Linked DNA regions of Homo sapiens: region 1 is linked to region 2. Evidence: read pairs that join two places in POLR2A ChIA-PET (ENCODE). Cell type or tissue: Panc1. All regions are shown on one strand. Links, peaks and the distances in the headings refer to the core of each region. The heading gives the core; the rest is flanking DNA.

Region 1 (7,757 bases), core at 2,025-4,524, 100 kb after region 2:
GCTGGTTTCGAACTCCTAGACTCAAGTGATCCTCCTGCCTTGGCCTCGCAAAGTGCTGAGATTACAGATATAAGCCACCGCACCAGGCCTTGTTTTAATTCCTATTCATACTTCCCCTAACTGAACAACTGAGCTCAAAAACCATTAGGTGAAGCCAAACAACATAGGTATCTTCTTCAGAGTGGGTTGGATAGGATGGTCATAGTCCAAATGGGGTGAAGAGGATGCCACTGGGGTGAAGCAGGCAAGCAGGGGCAAGGTATCAGAGCCCAGTCAGGTAAGGAGGGCATCGCTATAAAGGAGTGGCTCAGTAAGAAATGTGTCAGAGCCTGGCGGGTGAGAGCATCCACATATAGGAGGACAACCTGAAACAGGATGCTGGACCCTTAGTGGGGTAAGGAGGCATTCCTATGGAGGAGGGGAGAAACCTCAGAACAGGAATGAAAGCCTGAACAGGGTGAGGAGGGTGTCCCAGTGGAGGACAGCAAAAGTGGCAGCACACTGAGGGGAGCTACAGCCCAAGCAGGGTGAATAGGGTATTTGCACATGGAGTTGGGAACGGACTGAACAAGTAAGAACAGAGGCCCAAACAAATAAGTAACTATATTAAGGACAACAGGAACCAGGTTTCTCACTTTTGGAAAAGAAGCACAAGTAAGAAAAGGAAGAAAACTGGAACAAAGTATGTGGTATTTTATTGGAACTGGATATATTAGTGCAAACTCATTTCAATATATGTAAATATAGAAATACAGATGTAAAGAGGGATGTGTGTGGGGGAGGTATGTGTGTGTGTACATATGCTCCCTAGCTCTGTTCACTGAGAAGGCCTTGGAAGCAGCAAGAAGCATTTGGGGTATCCAGATCTTAGTTTCTAAATATCATTCTCCCCTAAAAGGAACCATGGCCAACCCCTTGGAGAAATGGCTAACTCCAGGGCTTAGGCAGAAATGTATAAGATGAGTCTAAAACATCTCTCTATGTCAAAAAAATAACAAGTGCTCAAAGAATGATGAAGACATGTCAAAAGGGCATAAATATTTTACTATTAATTTATCCTCATATATTAATCTTTCCATCACTCACCTATTACTTCCCTGGGATAAGTTCCTAGCAGTTGATGGAATGAAAGAAACAAAGAGAAATTTACAGAATTGCTGGATGAAAGGCATGAATTTTTTTTATTAATTTTTATAGCTTTCTCATTATCCCAGTCCCACTCTACTGGATGAGCTCATTTGTCTATCTCTCTAGATAATGGCATCATCGAGAACTGAATAAAATGCTTGAGCTGTGAGCTAACTGGCAGAGAAAACAGTGGGATTGTTATTCTATGTTGTTTTGAGCAGGAATATGTGTGCATGTTGTGTAAGTTATATACACACACATATATGTTGCCAGACTGCCTTTCAGAAAGTTTGTAACAAATTGAACTCCCGTCATCATATTATCAGTATAACACTGTTCTAAACTCAGTCAATTTTATAACAGAAAAATTGTGTCTCATTAATTTTTTGTTTCCATACTTTTTATTATTAGCGGGTCCCCACATGACCCAGAATGTTAAACATGTTTAGAAATAAAGCTAGAAATAAGCACTTTGGGAGGCCGAGGCGGGTGGATCACGAGGTCAGGAGATCGAGACCAACCTGGCTAACACAGTGAAACCCCGTCTCTACTAAAAATACAAAAAATTAGCCAGTCGTGGTGGCGGGCGCCTGTAGTCCCAGCTACTCGGGAGGCTGAGGCAGGAGAATGGCGTGAACCCAAGCCGAGATCGCGCCACTGCACTCCAGCCTGGGTGACTGAGTGAGACTCTGTCTCAAAAAAAAAAAAAAAAAAAAAGACCAAAAAAAGAAATAAAGCTAGAAATAAAAATCTCGGGGAGAAGCCATATTATTAGTACAGGCTACATGATTATCAATAAGATATAACATATATCAAACATTTGGACAACTGAAGTATTCTGAGGCAGGATGGTGATGTACAAAGAAGGTTGCCTTTAAAATTAAACAAGCTAAAGCAAAACTATAAACTAATTTTTTTTTTGAGACTGAGTTTTGCGCTTGTTGACCAAGCTGGAGTGCAATGGTGAGGTCTCCGCTCACTGAAACCTCTGCTTCCCCGGGTTCAAGCGATTCTCCTGCCTCAGCCTCCCGAGGAGCTGGGATTATAGCCACACACCAACACATCTGGCTAATTTTTGTATTTTTAGTAGAGACGGGGTTTCACCACGTTGGCCAGGCTGGTCTCGAACTCCTGACCTCAGGTGATCCACCTGCCTCAGCCTCCCAAAGTGTTAGGATTACAGGTGTGAGCCACCATGCCCAGACCAGCAAAACTATAAACTAATTAAAATGTGGCACACATCAGATGTCCAAAGATACAAAAATAATCCAGGTACATTGGTTTAGAAATATCATATAAATTGCTTGATAAAAATGGTCCAAATGTTACCAACTGTCAGAACAAGCTGTTACTCTCATCTTATTCACAACTGGACTCTCCTTTTTTCGAGTATTAAGACAGAACCAAATTCAGGAAGAGCTGCATTCCAGGCTGCACGTCTTTTCCCTCCTCTCTGCCTCTCCCAATCTCTCCACCCACAGCCCTGTCTTCTGGAATAAGCAGCCACGCCATACAGATCTCCTAGTTTCTGGCCTGCGACACACAGCAAGCTGCTGCTGAGCTTCGGAAGATGTGGTAGGGAGGGAAGGTCCTCCCACACCACATTAGACACAATGCAGTATCTACTATCTGGCCTGTGTAGTATGCGTGGTTACAACAGCAGGAGAACTCTTATTAACTACGTATTTTACATGCATTTGAACCTATGAGGTATTAATATCATCTCCTCAGATGAGGAAACAGAGTAAACAATTTACGCAAAGTCACATAGCTAGTAAGTGATAGGGTAAGGACTAAACCTCAGGCTAATTCCCAGGTCCATACTCATAACCAGTATGCCACACTGCCTTTCTAAAATCTTAGTTGTTTTCATTTTGTACCCAAATACACATTTTTTTAAACCACAGGTAACCTATAACCTATAACCTATAAACCTACATACTTAGAGGTTAATCTGCCTCTAGGAATCAGTAGTTGATTCTACATCTGTGAGTACAGTTTACCTGGTCTGCCCTACATCTTCTCTTAACAGCCCTAGACTTTCAAATGTTCCTTATAAGACATTAATTTTTTTTTCCAGCTTTCTGATTATCCTAGTCTCACTCCACTGAATGATCTTATTCATCCATGTCTCTCTTTAAGTGCAGCACTAAGAACTGAACATAATGTTTTCACTGTGAGCTGACTGGCAAAGTAAGGAGGAGGATTATCATTCCACTTCATTCTAAACAACAGACATCTATCAATGGAGCCTTTTGTTTATCGGCTCATAAATTTGATGACTCATATTAAGCTCAAAATCAACTAAAATCCTGATAACCTAGTCACATGCACTGTAAGACATTCCCCACCCATCCTACACTTGTTTAACAGTGAATTTAGTTAATTCAGTAACAGCAATGAAAACTAAGTAAATTAGTAAAGTAAACAAGACAGCCTGGAGAATACAGCCAGGAGACCAACTAGGCAACAAGCTGTTTTCAAGCATTTTCATAGCAGTCTTAGGGTACTAATTACTATAAGTCTGTTCTCATCACTAAAAGTATCTAGATCTTCTACAAGACTGATTATGTGTTACGTTAGGTAGAAAATCTGCTAGACCTGTTGCCTACATATAAAACATGCAAACACACACAATTTGCTCCTTATTTGTCTCTGATATTGGCATAGGTAAAAACCACTAGATTCCCTTTTAAGAAATTCTGAGGGCCAGACGTGGTGGCTCACGCCTGTAATCCTAGCACTTTGGGAGGCCAAGGCAGGCAGATCACTTGAGGTCAGGAGTTCAAGACCAGCCTGGCCAACATGGTGAAACCCTGTCTCTACTAAAAATAAAAAAAATTAGCTGGGCATGGTGGCAGGCGCCTATAATCCCAGCTACTCAGGAGGCTGAGGCACGAGAATTGCTTGAACTCAGGAGGCGGAGGTTGCAGTGAGCCGAGATCACGCCACTGCGCTCCAGCCTGGGCAACAGAGCCAGACTCCATCTCAAAAACAAAATGGTGGGCTTACTTTTTCTTCAACTGTGGTTGAGGAAACTGATTTGAATAAAATAATTTCAACTCACTTCTACTGAGGTTTTACTTTCAAAAGAATTCAAGACTAAAGTGAGAAAAACAAGGAATGTAAGTACTGGCCATGTACTCTAGGGAAGAGATCAAGATGCAACAAAGTAAACCAAAGCCTCAGAACTACATACAAGAGAGAACAACAAGGAAAGCAAAATCAGACTTCTGTGCTATGTTCTGAAGTTAGCAAAACTAAGCCTAAAGGGGTTAGAAAAATACCTTGCTCTGGTTAGTGGATTTAAAACATAACAATGTTTTAAAACTTTGTCCGTATTAAACACCCAAAATGATTTGTATGGAGAGTAATCTGGAGGCTTACATACCAAGCAGTTACCCATGGCCACCTCTAAAGCATGTGAATGGGGAAAACAGAGACCTTTTCATTTTGTAAAAATTTTAAAGGAAAAAAAACAAGAAAGTAGGTATTACTTATACACTAAAACACACACACACAGTATTTGTAAGGAACTTTGGTTGGATCCCTAGAGAAATCAAACAATGCCAGCTCATAAATCAGCCTAGTAATGCATAGAATAACTACCCACCGTCTTCACCCCTACCCCTACACACACATCTGCTAACACTTAGGACAACTATATTATCAAAACCAGGACACCCTGGAGAGTGGAAAAGGGGGCACTATTAATAATTGCATAGGGAAACACATAAACTGGGAGGGTTCCAGGCAAACCTGGAGGTTTAGCCACCCTATGTGGATTAGCAACTATGTGGACCATCTGCTTTAAACTAAGAAAGAAAAAGACCTTGAGATTTTCTACCAAGCAAGGATTCATAAGGAAAAATTGCAGCATGCCCATTATTGCTTATTTAGCATGCTATCTTTAATATTTTACTTTAGTGATCAAAGTGGTACTTGAGATTTACATGGGTTTCTCTCAGCCTTGTTTCCTTTCACTCTTTTTCCTGTAATATTTTCCCCCTCCTCCCAAAAAGAGATACTATATTTCTGAACCAGGTATTTTCTTTACATAGAGGTTTTCAGGAATGTATTATTCATGGGACATGAATATTACATGGAAGGAGAACATTTGAGTTTACAAATATTTTAACAAATGCTAAGCTATTTAATGTTTTATAAACATCCTATGGGTTGGGAAGGCATTATTATCCACATTTTACAAACAAGAAGTGTAAGGCCCAAAGCCAAACAACTATCAACAGCCATTCAGGACTAGAAGCCAGGTCTTGAGCTGTATTGTGAAGGCACTCCACAATACCATGAGGTTCATCATCTAAGTACTCTCTCCTTTAGCCTGCCTTTCTTCAGTGACATACATTCCTGAGATTTTATCTTGGTTGTGGCTCCCATTTCAGTAAAACCTAATATAAAAAACTCTGAAGTTCATTACAGAACAGTAGCTAATTATGTACATTACAAAGAACTTCACATTGAGGGAAAAAAAACCTGTACATTTCAATATTATTTTTCTCTTTCAATAAAAGTATGACAACTCATAAAAATGTGACACATCTACAACTTTCCAGGAATATGTTCATCTTATAAACTTAAATATACAAATAAATAACTATTTCCATATTATCTTAATGGATTCATATAAAAGCCCTGCAAAAAGGCAACTTTTAGGATAAGAAATCTAAAGTCAGAAGATTCAGTGACTTGTACAAAGTCTCACTCATAGTAAATGATTGAGTTAGAACTAGGACATGCTGGAGTTTTCTGACCAATAAAAGGCCAGAATACAAGCCTGACTCCACTATGAACATATACTCAATCATTCCTTGAGAAAACGAGATATTACAGTTGGCCCCCTATATCTGAGTGGTCAATATTCGTGGAGTCAACCAACTGCAGACTGAAAATATTTTAAACATCGGCTGGGCATGGTGGTTCATGCCTGTAACACCCACACTTTAGGGGCTGAGGAGGGAGGATCCCTTAAGCCCAGGAGTTTGAGACCAACCAAGGCAACACAGGGAGACTCTGCCTCTACGAGAAAAAAAAAAAAAAAATTAGCTGGGCATGGCAGTGCTTGCCTGTAGTCCTGGGAACAGAGTGAGACCCTGTTTCAAAAAAAAGAGAAAAACAAATAGTAACAACTATTTACATAGTTTTTACACTGTATTAGTTATAAGTAATCTAGAGATGCTTTAAAGTATACAGAAGGATGTGTGTAGGTTATACGTAAATACTGTGCCATTTTATATAAAGGACTTGAGCATGGTAGATTTTGGTATGGGAGATGGGGCATGCCAGACACCAATCTCCTGCAGGTACTGAGGGACAACTGTACTTGTCCCCACCTAACTTTAGAACACAGTGTCTACTATGCCAAGCATTGTTCTAGACAATGGAGATATAGTAATCATCAAGACAAAAATCCTGACCTGGTAGAGTTTATACTTTAGTAGGCGATATGAACAACACATAAACAAATATACAGTATGTCAGATGGGTATAGTAGAAGGAGAATAAATAACAACACAAAAGAACAGTGAATAATAAGAGGGTAAGGGAGATAGAGCCTGCAGGGTGCTATTTTACATATGGTGGCCAGAAAATACCTCAATGAGCTGAAATTGTGAACAGAGACCGAAAAGAAATGTGGGAGTAAGGCATGGGGATTATCTAAAGGAAGAGTGTTACAGAGAGAAAAAACAGAAGAATAGCAATTATTAAGTTTGAGATGCTTCTGAAACATCCGAGGACATCCGAGGACACAGTCCAAACATCAACAACACAGTCAGAATTACGAGCGTGGACAGAGAGAGAGGTGTGTAAATACATTTTTTGATTTTTACTTATTTTCAGTTGAAATGAACATTTATTGAGCCCATATTAAATGAGACACAGCTAAGAAATGCCCCTGCCCCATCCATGCACAATTCACATCACCCAACCCAGGATCAATGTCTTGCTGTTTCTCCTCAGCTGGGTACATCCTACATTTCACTAGTTTTCTACCATTATGCAATCTCCTATAGTGGAGTAACAGGCTTGTCTTAAAGCTCAGAATCTTCTTAGAAAGTAGTGGATAACAGTCATAGTCACAGCTAACTAAAAATTTGCTTTAACATGCGCTGAGATGGACTCATTGCTTCCTGTGAATCTGCTAAGCTTGTCTGTCACTCTAATGATGGGCTCTTTGGAATAAACAGCATTCATAATAATCTTCACTCGCGGCCGGGCACAGTGGCTACCGCCTGTAATCCCAGCACTTTAGGAGGCCAAAGCAGGTGGCTCACTTGAGGTCAGGAGTTCAAGACCAGCTTGGCCAACATGGCGAAACCCCGTCTCTACTAAAAATACAAAAATTAGTCAGGTATGCTGGCGCACATCTATAAGCCCAGCTACTCAGGAAGCTAAGGCAGGAGAATCGCTTGAACCCGGGAGGCAGAGGATACAGTGAGCTGAGATCACGCCACAGCACTCCAGCAAGGGCAACAGAGTGAGACATTGTCTCGAAAAATAATAATAATACTGATCTTCACTCACATCATAATCGTCACTCACAAGTTCTCTGAAATGGATTATAATCAGCTGTGGCCTCAGCAGCTTCTTCCACAAAGCTAGAGTTGGCT
Region 2 (7,757 bases), core at 3,265-5,764:
AATTAAAAAAAAAAGGCAGTTTTTTTAAATGGTGAAACTAACATGAAAGATGGGAAGGAAGAGATCAGACTGGATGCATTTTAAGTTTGTTTTCTAAATGTTCTGCAATAAGTATTTACTACTTTTATAACCTGAAGAAGTACACTTTCTTAAAAAGAGAAGAAATACTATAATTCCTTGGATGGTTCATTTGAAAACCACAAAAATGCTGGCTATTAAAAAATAATACAAGTTTAACATTATGTATTATTTTATTTGAATGGGACTTTAAATTCTTTGGTTCAATAAAATAGAAATTAAAAACAATTTCCATTTTAAATTCCTTCAAAAGCAGAATTAAGTATAAAAGGTGTCTGTATAACATTCCTATTATTTAATTCCTTGGATGAAGATAATTCTCTATTTACTTCTGCTTATTTTCAGGTATATACTATCAAATTGCTGAGAAGATATAAGATATTTACCAATTGCCTTTTCAATTTGAAATCTAAAAATGCCATAGGTTTTGTTTTTACCAAGATCCCCAAATTCAGTATACTCATTTCTGTATGGAAATGTAAATATTTAAATTATTCCAGTTACATATAAATCCATGCTTATCCTTTAAATACACAAGATGATTTACTTTATAAAGTACAAAAAGTTCTCTGGAAGTGTCTTTAGAAACTTACTGGATATGTAACCATAAATAATACTTACAATTATACTTTGCTTTTCATGTGCCACACAGAGTTTCTATGAACAAGGATTAAATTTTCTTGCTAAGACTGAGAAATCAACTAGCTAGAGTCTAGAAGGGAGATGTGCAACCCAAGGATGGATTTAGATTAATGATTCTTCGATGGCCTCTTACTATTCTCGGGGTGCAGCACAAGTTCCTTCATAGGACTTTAAGACTCTTTGGGATCTAGTCCCTGCGTATCTCTCCAGTTCTCCTTACCATTCTCCTGTATCTGCCTCTGGCTGCAGCTGTGCCACAGCCAGACTCTGGAAGGAGCCTCTTGCTGTCAATTATCCAGCAAGTGTTTACTGGGTACCCACTTCTGCCAGGCACTGGGTTAGAGGTTGGAGACATAGCAGTAAAGACTTGCTCTAGTGGAAGACAAGCATTTAATACTATAATTAACTGCAGTACTGAAGATGAACAAGGGTGATGGAGGGATGGTAGGACAACTGACTGCATACTGATAAAAAGAAAATATTAATCCCAAGGTGTGCATTTTGAGAGTAAACTGGAGCAGAGCTGCTCATGCTTATAAGAAATAAGGCAGGCTGGGTGTAGTGGCTCACACCTGTAATTTGGGAGGTGGAGGCAGGCAGATTACTTGAGGTCAGGAGTTCAAGACCAGCCTGGGCAACATGGTGAAACCCTGTCTCTATTAACAATACAAAAATGAACTGGGCATGGTAGTGCATACCTGCAATCCCAGCTAGTCAGGAGGCTGAGGCTCGAGAATCGCTTGAACCCAGAAGGTGGAGGATGCAGTGAGCCAACATCGTGTCACTGCACTCCAGCCTGGGTGACAGAGAGAGACTGTCTCAAAAAAAAAAAAAAAAAAAAAAAGAGATAAGGCAAAAAGATTAGGTGGAAATGATTCCTCCAAGGAAAGTTATGTCAAAGCTTCTAAGAGATAAACCTTTAGAGAGAGAAAAAAGATTGAAGACAGATATAGGAATGTTTACAAAGTGTCGGGACAGCTAAATGTGTTAACTTGGTGGGGGATGGGAGTGGGTGGGAAACACAAGTAAGTGTCAGCCTGTTTCTGAACACACCTGTGTCCTAATCTTGGCCCCCCATCCTCCTCTAATGCAATCAGCTCTCAGGGGTTTGGCCTCTCTAAATGGTAATCTGTTATGTTGCCGCTAAATTATCTTCCCTGTTTCAGTCATCTCCACGATTTGATCTTATGAGACATCCAAGGAAGGAGGCATGCACTAGCTCCTTCCTTCCATATTAAATGATTGTTCCCATTACTTCACAATTTGAAAATTCCTCAGGGTTTCAGTTTGTTTAGTGAAGTGCTTCTTTATAAACGGTAGCTTATTCTGGTCACACTCTTACACTTGAATTTATTTGTAGCCACTGCATCCAGACTCAGGTTTATGCAGCATACTTTCCTTTCAATTTTAATTCTACAATTCTAAAAGCCAATTTCATCACTCATACAGTGTCATGCAGTTTTTATCCTCAAAGCATTTAACCTTTTACATAAAGGAAAACACTGATTTTTTTTTTAAAAATAAACTCATTTTAAAAATTTAACTGTTCTATCATACATTTAAAAGGCAACCACAAGGGTTTTAATTAAAAGAGGACAACTTATGATTCAAAACTAAAAAGGTTAATGTATGAACTGAAAATATAACAAAGAACTAAATCTTAAAATACTTTAACTCGCTTTGAATCGTTTAAAATAATTTAGCAGGGTCCTTAACACTAAATAATTCATTTAACACTATCTCATGAAGTGACAAGAACAACTGGCAACTCCATTTCATCACTGAACAATGTACTAAATTAAACATTACTGACCTTGATATGCTTTCAAAGTCAAGGTAAGGTTTATCTAGGTTTGTACAAAATAATATAATTTGGAAATATGTGGTTCGTAAAGCACCACATATTTCCAAACAAACTACACAGAGGTATTAGGCTGACTTGGGAGCAAGCTAAAAGGCTACCCTGACCATTTTAAAAAATGAGTCTCCACTTTTTCAGAAAATTTAAAAATACAGTGTTGTTTTCAGGAAACAAATAGAAAAATAATGGCTGATCACTTAGATACAGCCAGGCTACATTTTACTTTGTTTTGTAAACCATTAAAAAAATACTTGGTGCTGGCTGGGAGTGGTGGCTCACGCCTGTAATCCCAGCACTTTGGGAGGCAGAGACAGGTGGATCACCTGAGGTCAGGAGTTCAAGACCAGCTTGCCCAACATGGCGAAACCCAGTCTCTACTAAAAATACAAAAAAATCAGCCGGGCATGGTGGCAGGCGCCTGTAATCCCAGCTACTCAGGAGGCTGAGGCAGGAAAATTGCTTGAACCCAGGAGGCAGAGGTTGCAGTGAGCTGAGATCGCGCCATTGCACTCCAGTCTGGGCAACAAGAGCGAAACTCCGTCTCAAAAACAAAAAACAAAAACCAAAAAAACAAAACACACAAAAACAAAAACAAAAAAACAAAAAACAAAACAAAACAAAAAAACACAAAAAAAACTTGGTGCAAATTCAGAATATAAATATATATTCTTCAAATGCCAGGACTAACCATGCCTTCTGGTGTTCCCCATAGACATAGAGAAAGTGCTTGGAAACATACAGTACATCTATAAAATAATTGCTATTCTAGTCATAAATCACGCATATCTATTTGTCACAATGTAAGACTATTAAGTATCAAGTAACAAATTTAGTCAAGCTTGAACTAGTATTCATTCTAATGAAATAAAACTCCATTTATTTAAAAAAATCAGGCCAGGCACGGTGGCTCACGCCTGTAATCTCAGCACTTTGGGAGGCTGAGGTGGGCAGATCATGAGGTCAGGAGTTCGAGACCAGCCTGGCCAACATGGTGAAACCCCGTTTCTATTAAAAATACAAAAATTAGCCAGGTGTGGTGATGCACGCCTGTAATCACACCTACTCAGGAGGCTGAGGCAGGAGAATTGCTTGAACCCAGAAGGTAGAGGTTGTGGTGAGCTGAGATGTCTCCACTGCACTCATGCCTGGGCAACAGAGCGAGATTCCATCTCAAAAACAAATGAACAGACAAACAACAACAACAACAAAAACTGCAATTTTAATTTTAGGTAACTTCAGAATGGTATTCTTGGAAATTCAAGTTGGTGAAGCTTGAAAGTAGTCCCTAAATTATTTGCCTGAGTTATAACATCAAAAACACTAAAAATAAAATACAGGATACAGGTGGCCGGGCACAGTGGCTCATGCCTGTAACCCTAGCACTTTGGGAAGCTGAGGCAGGTGGATCATGAGGTCAGATCGAGACCATCCTGGCCAACTCGGTGAAACCCTGTCTCTATTGAAAATACAAAAAATTAGCTGGGTGTGGTGGCACACACCTGTACTCCCAGCTACTTGGGAGGCTGAGGCAGGAGAATTGCTTGAAGCCAGGAGGCGGAGGTTGCAGTGAGCTGAGATCCGGCCACTGCACTCCAGCCTGGGTGACAGAGACTCCATCTCAAAAACAAAACAAACAAACAAAAAAACCAGGTATCTGTCTAACAGAATAGCTTATATTCAGGAAGCTTAATTTAATTTGAGACAGTCTCTCTCTGTCTCCCAGGCTGGAGTGCAGTGGCGTGATACCAGCTCACTGCAACCTCTGCTTCCCAGGTTAAAGCGATTCTTGGGATTACAGGCATGCACCACCACACCTGGCTGATTTTTATTTTATTTTTTGTATTTTTAGTAGAGACAGGGTTTTGCAATGTTGGTCAGGCTGGTCTCGAACTCCTGTCCTCAAGTGATCTGCCCGCCTTAGCCTCCCAAAGAGCTGGGATTACAGGCGTGAGCCGCAGTGCCCAGCCAAGAAGCTTAACTTTTTTTTTTTTTTTTTGAGACAGAGTCTTGATCTGTCGCCCAGGCTGGAGTGCAGTGGCGCTTATCTCGGCTCACTGCAAGCTCCGCCTCCCGGGTTCACACCATTCTCCTGCCTCATCTTCCCAAGTAGCTGGGACTACAGGCGCCCGCCACCACGCCAGGCTAATTTTTTTGTATTTTTAGTAGAGACGGGGTTTCACCGTGTTAGCCAGGATGGTCTAGAGCTCCTGACCTCGTGATCCGCCCGCATTGGCCTCCCAAAGTGCTGGGATTACAGGCGTGAGCCACCGTGCCCAGCCAATGAAGCTTAATTTTAAAGTGAATTTACACAGAGTAAAATCTAGGAAGGCAAGTAGGAAATATATGGACTGTCGTAAGTATTTTAAATCCTAAGATTAATGAAAAATCAGAGAATTTTTGAAGCAAGGAATTAAATTTGTGTTTTAAAAATATTCCTCTGGCTACTATTTGCAGAATAGAATGGGGCAAAAATGGACATCACTGACTAGGAAAGCTACTGTACCAATCCAGAGGAAAGATAATATTCACTTGGAACAGGGTGATGGTAAAGGAGTGGGACTCAAGTTAAACAAATTTAGGAAATATTTTGAAAACAGATTCAATAGAAAGTGGTGCCTAAGTAAGATAAAGGAGAAATAAAGGCATCAAGAATAACTGGGCTCAAACAATATGATACCACCTTACTCCTCCAAGAATGGCTATAATTTAAAAAATAAAAAAATAGGCCGGGCGCGGTGGCTCACGCCTGTAATCCCAGCACTTTGGAAGGCCAAGGAGGGCGGATCACGAGGTCAGGAGATCGAGACCATCCTGGACAACACGATGAAACCCCGTCTCTACTAAAAAAAATACAAAAAATTAGCCGGGCATGGTGGCGGGCGCCTGCAGTCCCAGCTACTCGGGAGGCTGAGGCAGGAGAATGGCGTGAACCCGGCAGGCGGAGCTTGCAGTGAGCTGAGATCCGGCCACTGCATTCCAGCCTGGGCGACAGAGCGAGCTCCGTCTCAAAATAAATAAAATAAATAAATAAATAAATAAATAATAGATGTTGGCGTGGATGTGGTGAAAAGGGAATACTTTTTTTTTTTTTTTTTGAGATGGAGTCTCGCTAGTCGCCCAGGCTGGAGTGCAATGGCGCAGTCTGGGCTCACTGCAAGCTCCACCTTCCAGGTTCACGCCATTCTCCTGCCTCAGCCTCCCGAGTAGCTGGGACTGCAGGCACCTGCCACCACGCCCGGCTAATTTTTTGTATTTTTAGTAGATACAAAAAAGAGTGGATACAAAAAAGAGTGGATAAACAAAATGTGGTGTGTGTGTGTGTGTATGTATATGTATATATATATATATATATATATATATATATATATTCACACCATGGAATACTACTCAGCCATAAAAAGGAAGAAAATAATGGCACTTGCAGCAACCTGGGTGGAGTTGGAGACCGTTATTCTAAGTGAAGTATCTCAAGAATGGGAAACCAAACATTGTATGTTCTCACTTGTAAGTGGGAGCTAAACTATGCAAACGCATGAGAATGATACAATGACTTTTGGGGATGTGGTGGTGGGAGAGGTAAGGAAAGGGAGGATGAGGCGTAAAGACTATACATTGGGTACAGTGTACACTATTTGGGTGATGGGTGCATCAAAATCTCACAAATCACCACTGAAGAAATTATACATGTAACCAAACACCACCTGTTCCTCAAAAACCTACTAAAAATTAAAAAAAAAAAATTTTAAAGAATAACTGGGCTCAGATTTCTGGCTTCAGCAACTATAACCTACGCAGGGTAGACAGACTACATCTCTGTAAAACTGTTTCCTATGGGATTCACCACATTTTACTTGAAAATTTGTAAATTATGTGTTCCATTTTCAGATGTAGAAAAACTATTCCAGTTGAAAATAAGAGAAGAAAAATTACCACCTTCTATTTTGAATTCTTAATGTTTTACATGAAGATATCAGTTTCTCTTTCTGTCTCACACTTATATTAAAATAGATACAAACATCTGATGTAGAAAGCTTCAAGAGCAACTCATTTCTCCGGACAAGAAATAAGGACCAGCTGGGCACGGTGGCTCATGCCTGTAATCCCAGCATTTTGGGAGGCCGAATCACTTGAGGTTAGGAGCTCGAGACCAGTCTGGCCAACATGATGAAACTCCGTTTCTACTAAAAATACAAAAAATTAGCCAGGCATGGTGGCTCACATCTGTAATCCCAGCTACTCAGGATGCTGAGGCAGGAGAATCGCTTGAACCCAGGAAGCGGAGGTTGCAGTGAGCCAAGATTGTGCCACTGCACGCCAGCCTGGGCAACAGAGTGAGACTCTGTCTCAAAAAAAGAGAAAGAAATAATGACTAACAATGACTATCATTGTATAACCTTGGTCATATAAAATTAAATAGCTTTGTTACTATTATAAGGAAACAGTCAAGATCAACTTCTTGAATTACTAGTCTTTCTATTATTATTATCTAAAGAGTAAGTTTAAGCTCATATTTTTTCCCATCAAAAAAACAAAGCTCAAGGGCTACCTAGCATAGAAATACAACAAGAATAAAATGACAACTGTAACAAAAATAAAACATTTAAAGAACACTTACTATGTGCTGGAAACTGTGGTAAGAACTTTTCCTATATCATCTCAATATCATTTTTTCCTCATAGTAAGCAAAAACAAAACAAAATTGGATTTTTCTCTTTTCAATCTAGGGTTCATGCTATTAATCCTAACTCTATATGGTCCCATAAAAGGTCATATAACAGAATAAAATCTCTAATAAAAACTTCACGAACTTAGTTCAAAGTAATTTCTCCTTGACAGTCATCAGCCTCCCTACAACTAATACAATTCTATACACACACAGAAAAAGCACATTCTCCTTTATAACACTGAAAAAAAAGACTCCTAGTAACTCAGTGTCACTAAGTCATTGCGACATAACCATGGTTCATAATCACCCTTGTCAAAATTACAGTTGGGCCACTGTATATGCATATTGGGTACCTGCAGATTCAACCAACTGTGGATAGAAAATATTTGTTTAAAAAAACAAAAAACTGGCAGGGCGCAGTGGCTCACGCCTGTAATCCCAGCACTTTGGGAGGCCAAGGTGGGTGGATCACTTGAGGTCAGGAGTTTGAGACCAGCCTGGCCAACATGG

The links. ChIA-PET counts read pairs that join two places held together with the same protein. Peaks named below come from ENCODE experiments on the same cell type or tissue, not always from the same donor. Only the 100,000 strongest peaks of a DNase experiment are listed, where the experiment ranks them.
Region 1: POLR2A ChIA-PET joins it to region 2 with 13 read pairs; 5 of 35 experiments call an interaction of 5 or more read pairs at or near these places.

What each region holds. Positions count from the first base shown.
Region 1 is chr13:45,138,546-45,146,302 of GRCh38, reverse strand. All of the region lies in intron 2 of GTF2F2 (general transcription factor IIF subunit 2), which reads right to left. Among named protein-coding and RNA genes, the nearest start is that of GTF2F2, 22 kb to the right of the region's middle. In Panc1, for the core only: no CTCF peak of the experiment used is centred there; no DNase peak of the experiment used is centred there; H3K27ac peaks cover 2,500 bases.
Region 2 is chr13:45,243,859-45,251,615 of GRCh38, reverse strand. The region is part of intron 5 of GTF2F2 (general transcription factor IIF subunit 2); the gene reads right to left. Among named protein-coding and RNA genes, the nearest start is that of KCTD4, 47 kb to the right of the region's middle. In Panc1, for the core only: no CTCF peak of the experiment used is centred there; no DNase peak of the experiment used is centred there.